Linked DNA regions of Homo sapiens: region 1 is linked to region 2. A link is a loop called in an ENCODE intact Hi-C map of the cell type or tissue named here. Cell type or tissue: GM12878. All regions are shown on one strand. Each heading gives the region's core, and the rest is flanking DNA. Links, peaks and the distances in the headings are about the cores only. Region 1 overlaps TRPC5 (transient receptor potential cation channel subfamily C member 5). Region 2 overlaps TRPC5 (transient receptor potential cation channel subfamily C member 5).

What was found. Hi-C counts contacts between places; a loop is a spot of excess contacts. Peaks named below come from ENCODE experiments on the same cell type or tissue, not always from the same donor. Only the 100,000 strongest peaks of a DNase experiment are listed, where the experiment ranks them.
Region 1: it touches region 2 in a loop (2.9-fold over the local background); 4 of 110 quality-filtered maps call a loop at or near these places.

What each region holds. Positions count from the first base shown.
Region 1 is chrX:111,866,699-111,872,082 of GRCh38, forward strand. The region is part of intron 3 of TRPC5 (transient receptor potential cation channel subfamily C member 5); the gene reads right to left. Among named protein-coding and RNA genes, the nearest start is that of TRPC5OS, 6.8 kb to the right of the region's middle. RefSeq lists a silencer at 2,102-2,151. In GM12878, for the core only: a CTCF peak has its summit at 3,060 (motif pointing right); DNase peaks (open chromatin) are centred at 2,363 and 3,233; H3K27ac peaks cover 784 bases.
Region 2 is chrX:112,023,751-112,029,134 of GRCh38, forward strand. All of the region lies in intron 1 of TRPC5 (transient receptor potential cation channel subfamily C member 5), which reads right to left. Among named protein-coding and RNA genes, the nearest start is that of TRPC5, 56 kb to the right of the region's middle. RefSeq lists an enhancer at 2,342-2,401. In GM12878, for the core only: no CTCF peak of the experiment used is centred there; a DNase peak (open chromatin) is centred at 2,231.

The DNA of each region.
Region 1 (5,384 bases), core at 92-5,091, 160 kb before region 2:
TAGCAAAATAGCTTTGATTTCACTGCAGCAGAGTTCTGAATTTTTTCATTCAGTGAAGAGAATTATCTTCCCAGCCCCTCACCAGTCTACTGTATGTGACTTTTGTTTCTACAGCTGTCTAAAGGATCAATAGGATTTAATGCCTGATTCACATGCTTAACTCAAGGCAGAATAGAATTTGACTTGCTTACTGCAAGGGAAGTGCAAGATTAATGTGATTCAGTTTAGGCCTTTCAACAAGTATTTTGGAGTACCTGCTCTGTGCCCAGCTCCGTGTGGCCTGTGGGAGAGGGTCATCGCAAGAGAGACCAGCCATGATTCTGGCCTGCAGGAGCTCTTTTGAAGGGATACTAGCCTAACTCATGCGAAACAAGTAACAGGACAATAATGTTTGTGTTCAGACGCCCACATAAATGGTACAGATGGTAAACATGTCAGGTTCCCAGATGGTTGGCTCTCACAGACTGATTAAGGCCACTCCTCTCCAAATCAGGAGATTGTTTTGCCAAGTAAGGACATGAGAAAAGCCCACACCCCTTTGATCTCCTGTTACCACCATTTTATAAAAGAAAGGACAGAATAAAGGACAGTCATTCAATCTGGATCTATTTAGCTTTAGGAAAAGCTCACTGCTTTGTCATGAGGCACCACACTTTGGGATCTTAGAGCATTCAGAGATGGAAAAAATCAGCAGGCACTAGAGTCCTAAGAAAAGGCTGCGGTGAATAATGAAATCAGAAAATCACTTCCTTCTGGAAGCCCTCCCTGATTGCTTCAGCCAGAGGTGTGACCTCTCTCCTTGAGCTCATACCACTTTGCTTTTTCCCTGTGGTACCTCTCAGAGCCTACCTTGTGTTACATGTACTTCTATGTAGAATCAGTGACTCAGCCTTCTTAGTAGACGGTAAGCTTAGGAAGTGGAGGAACACTTCTATATATGTCATTTCTTACCCCCAAAGGTCTTTGCAGGCATTTACTGTTTTTGTTAAAGTGAAAAAATTCTTCATTCCGTCCCTGCTAAAATTTACACCTGAATGTTTAACGCCTAGTGGGCATTTCTCTTCGGCCGCTAAAACATATTTCAAACACATAATCCACACACAACTCTTCCCCGCCGTAGCATCCCCAAACCCACACACACGTTTCTCTTTTCACCTTGCAGTCTATATGTCCTTAAATTATTTCTCTAATAGAAGTTTTAATAGTCATAGATAAAATGTACACAGAACCTTCTAAGTTTTGGATACTTTTAAAAGCAGTTTATATGTATTAACAAACCTAGGAAGTTTGTACTATTATTACATCCATTTTACAGATGAGAAAACTGAGGCTCAGAGAGGTTAAATAGTAATAATAACAACATCTAACATTTGAGTGACTACTGGATGTCAAACATTGTACTTAAGTGCTCATTTAAGAATAATGAGGTACAGATAGACCTCCCTGATAATTAATTGAGTCACCACTCCTTGAGGAGGCAATGAAAAAAAAGGGAAAGTCCCCTCATAGAAGCAGAGGATCTGGTCGTGGGGATGGGCTTTTGAGAAATAAGCCAGGCTGTGAGGTAGAGAAAAGCCACAGCAGTAAGCTTCCAGTGGCTCCATTAGGAATGGACAATGGTCAGAGGAGAAATATCTTTGTTACCCTGCTCAGTCCACCCTGTTCCCTGCTGGGAAAGCTATCAGCAAGAAAAGCATTAGGATAAAAACAAGTCAGTTTCACAGTTAAGTCACCTAACTGGTTATTTTCAGATTATTTTAAGTTTTTAGGTGTGTACAAAAAAGTGCAATAGGTGAGACTGAAAGAAAAGTCACCTTGACACATGTTTAATATTCAGAGGTTTATAAAGCAGTATAGGTCTGTGGTTCTCTAAAGTAATTGGCAATGAGTTATGTTCCCATGTTTCCTAAAAGAAATCAGCTGACTTTGAGCTGGGAGACTTACAGCTGTAAACACTTCTTCCTTTAGTCCATTTAGAGGAAAAGAAAATTTGAAGGGTGAGAATGAGTCGTCCCCTATACCAGAGGAGAAGGTGAGGATCAGGAAGAAACAGCAGTTACTGGCTATAGTAAGATCTGAGGTAAGGGCCTTTCTGGGAGGTTTGAAAAAGTCTACTGATCTTTTAAGAACTGCATCCTACTCCCTTCAGTGAATGGCTGCACATAGAAATGGGCCCAATGTGTACTGTGTTAGATTTCAGTTCTTCAGAAGATAGTCCGGTTGTGTGTTAAGGATGTGTTTAAAAACCCGCCTCTACAGGAATGACCCTCAAGAGAATGAGTTTTGTTTTTAGTTGCCAATCAAGCTGGGCTCTGAAGAGGAGAAAAACGCCCAAAAGGGGAAATCAGTGGCAATGCAAAAGTTCCCGAAGAGGAAGAAATGTTCAAGCACCTTTCTTCCCTCACCATTGTAGTGAGCTTGCTGAGTCATACTTTCATTAAGCAGTGCAGCATTTTTTTTTTTTTTTTGTAAACCACTGCAGCAGACATTTGAGATCAAGAAATAGGTTTTGACAAAAGTTTAGGTCCAGATAATGATTGGAAATAGCCCCTACCTTTTACATGTACTCTCTGTCTAGCACAGTTTAATATTTAATCACTCAGATCACTAATCCATGGCTAGTTTTATTTTTTAAAAAGAAGATATGTTCTTACCCAAGGATTACTGAGACATTTTGTTCTAAGCTGGCTCTGTTGTTGCAATTAGCTAGCAGACTTAGTTCCCAAGCTGGGCTGCCAATATCAATGGCAACACAGGTGCAGACTCACAAAATCAGTCAACTGGAAGCCCTATCTTTCATTTCAAACTAGGGCTAAGCCTCACTACTTAGAACTAAATGGAGGAAGGTGAGGCTAGGTTGAAGGAGGAGGTTGAAAACTGTTTTAGAACGCATATTTTTTTAAAGTATAATTTTCCATTTGCAAGTGCATACAGCAGTCAGAATTAGCCCAATGGGGTTTCCTGGCAGATGTTATAATTCTGTGTTGGCGGTGATGGACTCTAAAAAGAACTAGTGCAACAGAATTAAGACTAATGCAATGGCTTATCCTAGCCATGAGATGGCAGCAGAGGGTGGTAGGAGCTCACTGCCTACTACAGAGGAGAGTTCTGGAAGTAAAGGGGAGTCTGTGTTGGAAAGCTTCTTACCAGGAAGGAAGAAAGTGACATAGCATGTCAGAGCAATTGAACAGGAGAGGCTGGAAACTCACTAAAGCCAAGTAAGAAATCATAGAAAGTGTGGTTAGGTCAGCTGTGGGTTGCAGTCCTACTAGTTTAAATCAGGACACTAGAGGGGAAATACCTTGAAGAATAAATATATCAAAGCAGAAAGCATGCTAATGACCTATGAAAGACAGCAGAGGGGAAATCTAATGAAAGCTCAAGAGGCAAGGCATTGTGATGGGATAATTCTTTGAGAGGTTGTTGCTCTTTGGGAGCTGAGTCCCCATGAAGTACCAAGCCCAGTGCTGGGAGGATGCTATAGGTCCAGTGGTCCACAATCCCTTTTACAAAACTCTTGGGGACAGATTTGTTTTGGAATTCTAAATTTGTCAGATTTTAGAACAGTAATATGCTGTCTATGCCATATATTAGATAACACTCCCAGTGAGGTTTCAGGCAGCACCCATAATTAGAGTTCCAAAATTTAGCAAATAAAAATACAGGATGCCCAATTAAATTTGAATTTCAGCTAAACAGCAAAAATGTTTTAGTATAACTAAATGCCCCTTATAATTTTGGGACATGCTTATACAAAAACATTATTCATTATTTATCTGAAATTTAAATTTAACTATGTCCTATGTTTTATCTGGCAACCCTACTATAATCAAACACAATAAATTTTCAGCAGTGAAACCTGGGCATGCTTAGATGCAATGGGATAAATAAACACCATAAATTGCCTCCCATCAGTGCATGTCAGGTTTTGCTGCCATATGAGAGGTTTGATAGGGAATTTATTTTTAAAAACTTTGGTTTTCAGAACTTGGTGGGCTTGGTGATCATGATATCTCCCCTGCCAGGTGAGTATTGCTCACCTGCCAGGTGGGTTTTGGAATTTTGGACCTGTAATTGTCCAATAAATGTTTTTAAAGTGAGAAATCCACAATGAGATATGTTCATACCTTCAGTGTGTCCAGTTTTTAAGGGTCAAGGTCCCTCATTTTTTTTCTTTCAAGACACAGGATGTGGTCAGGTACTGCAGATCCTGAAGGGTTGGGGTATGTGGAAGACAAAGTGAGGTATACTCAAGTAGTTTTTACATTTATAGGAAAGCTTGGCTGGAGGGTTTAATGACCTGCTGTGGGCTGCCCACTTCCTTTCAAATCTTCAGGATGAAATCAGAATGAAGGAGGTGGAGGAGACTTAATCCCTAGCTATACCAAAGAACACATTTTGAAAATGTATACTGTACATTGAACTCTGACTCTGGCTTGGTCTCTCATTTGTGGAGTGGGACTTGGGGCAAGCTTTTGTGTTTGGTCTTTATCTATGTAATGGTGGTGTTGCCTATGCCTGTCTTCCTCACAGGACTGTTGTGAAGATCAAATGCATCAGGGATGGGAAAGTGCTTTGAAACATTCTCAACACCAAATAGATGGAAGCAGGCATTTTCATGCATTTTTTTTTTTATCATAACAGGATAATGTGGGCTGCATGCTCAAAGATGTTTCTAATAAGGTAGTGTGGTAGGGTTAGGAGATTGGTCTCTGCAGTCAGACAGACTGACCTGGGGTTCACATTCCAGCCCCACCACTCCCTGGCTGGATTACCTTGGGCAAGTTACTTAACCTCTCCAGCCCTCAGTTTCCTCATCGGCAAAATGAGGATTACAATAGTAACTCATGGCATGAGGTCATTATGAGGATTAAGAGAGTTAATTAAATGCCTGGCAACTAGGAAGCCAGTGTTATTATTTTTCATGATGGATTACTATAGGAACTAAACAAGAAAGCACTCAATAAATGTTAGTTCTTTTCATCATTATGACTTACGAGATGTAGAATTGTCACTTCTGGATATGTAGTCTTGAAGTGACTGTATATGTGATTTGACACACTCTATGTGCTATGGTTTGGGCATGGTTTGTTTGTCCCCACTAAAACTAATTTTGAATTTGATCCCCAGTGTGGTGGTATTGGGAGGTAGGGCCTAGTGAAAGGTGTTTGGGTCATGAGGGTGTAATCCCTTATGAATGGCTGTTCTTGCAGGAGTGAGTTCTCATTCCTGTAAGACTGTATTAGTTCTCGCAGGGATGGATTTGTTTCCTTGAAAGTGAGTTGTGATAAGGCCAGGATGCCCCTCAGGCTTTCCTTTCCTCACACCTGTCTGCTTTGACTTTGACCTTCTCTGCCATGTTGTGACACAGCACAAATGCCCTC
Region 2 (5,384 bases), core at 94-5,093:
TAATCTGCCTCCATTTACAGCTATATTTCCATGTTTTTCCATGGCTTATGGTTCCCTTGCTGAATATCCTCATATATTTGCTACTCCAAACTCTGCCCAAACCCCAGCAGAGGGAAAAATGCATGGTGAGATCAGCCCAAATACATAAAAATTGAAAAGGGGGTGAGAGCAGTTCCAACTAGCAATATTACACCCCTCCCTCATTTATAGAGTTAGGGAAATGGTGCCTTCAATCTCTAGAAATCTCTTTTATAGGAACTCTGGTCTTGGAAGCTTCATCCACCTTTAAATCATCTTAAAAATGAACCTGCCTGCTTGGAGATGCTGGTCATTCTATGAGTGGAAGGACAGAAGACTAATGATTTCCCAAGTTCTATCTCCCTTTACAAAAAGAAGAGTTTCCCTCATCTTGACTGTGATGGTTAATTTTATCTGTCAACTTGACTGGGCCATAGAGTGTCCAGATATTTGGTCAAACATTATTCTGGGTGTGTCTGTGAGGGTGTTTTGGAGTGAGATTAACATTTGAATTGGTAGACTGAGTGAAGCAGATTGCCCTACCTAATGAGGATGGCCCTCATGCAATGAATTGAAGGCCTGAATAGAACAAAAGGCTGACCCTTCTGAGAGTAAGAGGGGACCCTTCCTGCCTGACTACTTGAACTAGGACATCAGTCTTTTCCTACCTGCAGACTTGAACTGAAATATCAGCTCTTCTTGGATCTCAAGCCTGTGGCTTTTGGGCCAGAACTTGTACAATCAGCTCTCTTGGTTTTCAGGACTTCAGACTTAGACTAGAACTATACCATCAGCTTTCCTAGGTCTCCAGCTTGCAGGTCTTGGGACTCTCAGCCCCCATAATCATGCAAGTCAATTTTTTAATAAGTGCCTGCAGAGGCCCCTGACTAATACACCTACCCTTCCACAGTCAAGTTGTGCTGCTCCATGAACAGCACAAGAAAAGATGAAAGAAAGTCTCAAGCAGTCTTACTAGACTTCAGAAAATATTTCAAATTAGGGTGATTTTAGAGAAAGGAAGTTTTGTGAATGATTAAGAGACCTGTAATCCTGACTCAATTTATGTGTGACATGACTTTGGGTAAGTCACCTCCCTGGGATTACTTCCATTTAATAAAGAGAGAAATTATTCTAATGAACTCTCTCACTCTATGCCTATGCCATAGTAAAGCTAAAAAAGTAAAGCAACTAAATCATCACTAGTATGCAATAATATCAACTCCCAACATTTCTTTCTTTTAGCCAAGAATCATTTGTTAATCATCCCTGAAACTATTCATACCAAATACAACACAAACCCCTTGCTTTCTTTGGTGTCTTTTAAATAGAAATGGGGATACAATGCCTTTCAGGAAGAATGGTCTTTGTGGTCATGACAATTAAACAGAATTATGTGTTGGAAGTGGGTACCCAGATATTATGAAAAAAGTCTAGCTGCAGATAATCAAAACGCACTGTAAATAATGGTATTTCAGTATATGGGATAAAATTTGGTATTTTATCTCTAAGCTTGCTGATGGATATGAAAAGAAAAATTAGCCAGTTATGCCAATTATAGAAATTATAGCTTATTAAGGTTCATACCAAAGCTGATTTGACAGAATCCTCCAGTACAGACACCATTCTGAAAAGATCAGTAGCAACAGATTTTGTCAGAATGAGAATCAAAATGTTTGGTGAGCAGGAACCATAGGTCACTAACACCATGTCGTAAATTTGTTTAATATAATCACTGCCTTGGCATTCATTTTTTTTGGCCTGACATAAGTTATTGGTAACCTAGTCATGCCCCCATCACCTTTGACCTAGTTAAAACTTCCACTCTCCATGTGTTTGTTTGTAATATAGTTCACAAATTCCGCATCTCATTAACCCCAAACCCAGCACACTCCACAGCTGGTAATCATGATAAAACCTAATGAACACCAGAGTCATGTGAATAAGATCCCTCTTCATGTGTGTTTTCTTTAAACTAGCCAATCCACAATTCTCACAGGAAAACCTAAGAGATAATGCCCATGGACCTTAATAAAGCCATAGTCCCACAGATATACCCCCTTTCTCACTCCCCATCCACTGGTTGAGCACTCTGCTATCCCCAGGCTTCCTATTAGCCTCCTGTTGGCACCCTCAACCTCTTGAACCTGTGAGTAATAAACTTCTTTCATTTCAAGCATTTTGGTTTTACTTCCTCATTGTGTCTCACCTGACACAAACACACAATAGTGTTATTCTCAATATTATTTAACAGCTTTCATAATCATACCGTTTCCACAAGAAACAGTTATAAGAGCACTCCTGGATGCATCAGTGCCCCTGCACCTTCATTTAGACTGTACTTCTGCCATGATACCCTCCTTCCAACTCTTGAAACTCTCCTCACAGGTCATAGCCCAGTTCAAGCCCAATCTCCCTTATGAAGCACTCTCTGTCCACTGAAGTCCCCCTGTGATTGTATCCACCTACATGATTTGTCTCCAGCACTTATTTGGCACTTGAAAGAAGCAGAGATGTCACAAGGTAATGTATCTTTTCTTCAACACTTCATGGCTTGGCTAGTTACAGAAAAACTTTGGACAGATTGCTGGACCCTTTCAGGGCCTTCATTTCTTTATATTTTAATTGAAGAATTTGAATAAGAGCTATGGTTTTCAAGCATTTTGTTTTGGTCATGGAACCCTTTCTGCTAACAATATAAGTAGAACTAAATAAGATAAAGTAAAAGTTAAATAAAACAATAAATAAAGTTAAATAAAAGAAGGTCATGAAGCTAGAGCCTCCTAGGTGCAAAGAAATGCCCTAGACTCTTTTTCAATAGTTTGAGGCCCTTCTATGGAACCCTAAAAAATTCTACCAAAAAGTACGAAAACCACTGGACTAGATTATCTTAACCTCTTTCAGTTCTTATAGTCTATGCTTGTTGTTTTTTAATTTTGATTTTCTCATTCCTGACCATCATGGAACCCTATAGTCAATGCTTCTATTTGTATGTGTAGAGTCCTGGCTGGATTGAAAGCTTCTTAATGGCGGTGATTGTGTATGACATTGAATTTCTAGATTATATATTGCCTTGTGGAGAGAAATTGCTACATTAAGATATTTGGCACTGCACTCCAGCCTGGGTGACAGTGAGACCATGAAAAAAAAAAAAGAAGAAGAAAAAGAAAGAAAGAAAGAAAGAAAGAAAGAAATTTGGGTCAAGGAGGACAAGCTTCCATGGAGGCATTTAGTTTTCTGTTCATCTGAAGAAATTTCTTGCCTTTTTCCTGGACTAGGGAGACAGAAGCAACAGTTACCACATTTCTGCCCTTGATCCTGAGACTCTGAACTTGCCCTTTAGTGACCTTCTCTAAGTTTTGGCCTTCTAGAAGCTCTATTCTTGGTAGTATTGGTAAATTGCTCCACCTATAGGGTGAAGATAATTCATGTGTTCTTTGAATCAAATCTTACTGATATAATTTGAAAAATAGATCCTGTCTCCTTTAGGAGGAAAGGAAAATGTGTGTGTGTATGTTGTGTGTGTATGCGCATGTGTGTGCATGATTGGGAAGTTCTGTAAGTTTAGTTATGCTTCATCTTTCAAAATACATGGGCCAAAGTTTAACTACATAGGCTTGATAATAGGAGAAAACACCCTCAGCCCTGAGAGCAGATTATGTTTAAGTTTCAGACCAAATAACAAATTATCTTTCTGGATCCTCTTTTATGAGTACATCAAAGTTATTTCTTTTCTTTTCTTTTTTTTTGACATGGAGTCTCGCTCTGTCGCCCAGGCTGGAGTACAGTGGCGCGATCTTGGCTCACTGCAAGCTCCGCCTCCCGGGTTCACGCCATTCTCCTGCCTCAGCCTCCTGAGTAGCTGGGACTACAGGCGCCCGCCACCACGCCTGGCTAATTTTTTGTATTTTTAGTAGAGACGGGGTTTCACCGTGTTAGCCATGATGGTCTCGATCTCCTGACCTCATGATCCACCCACCTTGGCCTCCCAAAGTGCTGAGATTACAGGCGTGAGCCACCGCGCCTGGCCGAGTACCTCAAAGTTATTTCATACTGCAGAGCCCATCATGTCTCAGAATATAGGTTGATTCACTGCATCAGTGCAGTGACTATTATATACTTATGATATTTGCATACTTTACTTATTCCGTACATATAAATCACAGAGGCTTACTTTCAGGGAGAAAAACCTTAGAGAACATCAACAAAGAATGTATGGGATCTCTATCCCAGGTGTCAGACTTAAATCATCCTAGCATTAAGCAAACTGGTTGACTTCTCAAGGTCCCTCAAATATCCCCATGTACATATTTCTTTTCTTCTTGCTAGCAAAGTGGTGACTTGTCTTTTATTGTTGGCCTGAATAATTAGTTTCATGCAAGTTTAAAACTGGAAGGAATACTCAAGTTCAAAGATCCTTATTCACTATATACAAACACAGGCCCAGAAAGATGCTGTGCTAGTTATTAGAAAAGCTGGGATGAAACTTAGTGCTTTTAACTTTTTTTTTTCTTTTTTTCTAAATTATGCTTTAAGTTCTAGGGTGCATGTGCATAACGTGCAGGTTTGTTACATAGGTATACATGTGCCATGTTGGTTTGCTGCACGCATCAACTCATCATTTACATTAGGTATTTCTCCTAATGCAATCGCTCCCCCAGGCCCCCACCCCATGACAGGCCCTGGTGTGTGATGTTCCCTGCCCTGTGTCCATGTGTTCTCATTGTTCAACTCCCACCTGTGAGTGAGAACATGCAGTGTTTTGTTTTCTGTCCTTGTGATAGTTTGCTTAGAATGATGGTTTCCAGCTTCATCCATGTCCGTACAAAGGACATGAACTCATCATTTTTTATGGCTGCATAGTACTCCATGGTGTATATGTGCCACATTTTCTTAATCCAGTCTAACATTGATGGACATTTGGGCTGGTTCCAAGTCTTTGCTATTGTGAATAGTGCCACAATAAACATACATGTGCATGTGTCTTTATAGTACCATGATTTATAATCCTTTGGGTATATACCCAGTAATGGGATCGCTGGGTCAAATTGTATTTCTAGTTCTAGATCCTTGAGGAATCGCCACACTGTCTTCCACAATGGTTGAACTAATTTACACTCCCACCAGCAGTGTAAAAGTGTTCCTATTTCTCCACATCCTCTCCAGCATCTGTTGTTTATCTGTTGCTTTTAACTTTTAATTTGTTGAATTTTCTGCTGACAAAAGCTTCTTGCCTTTCAACTTTTAGTTATTTTAAAATACGCAATGTATTATTGACTCTTGTCACCCTGTTGTGCTATCACATAGTAGGTCTTACTTATTTTTTCTGTTTTCTTTTTGTGCCAATTAACCATCCCCACCCTCCCTCC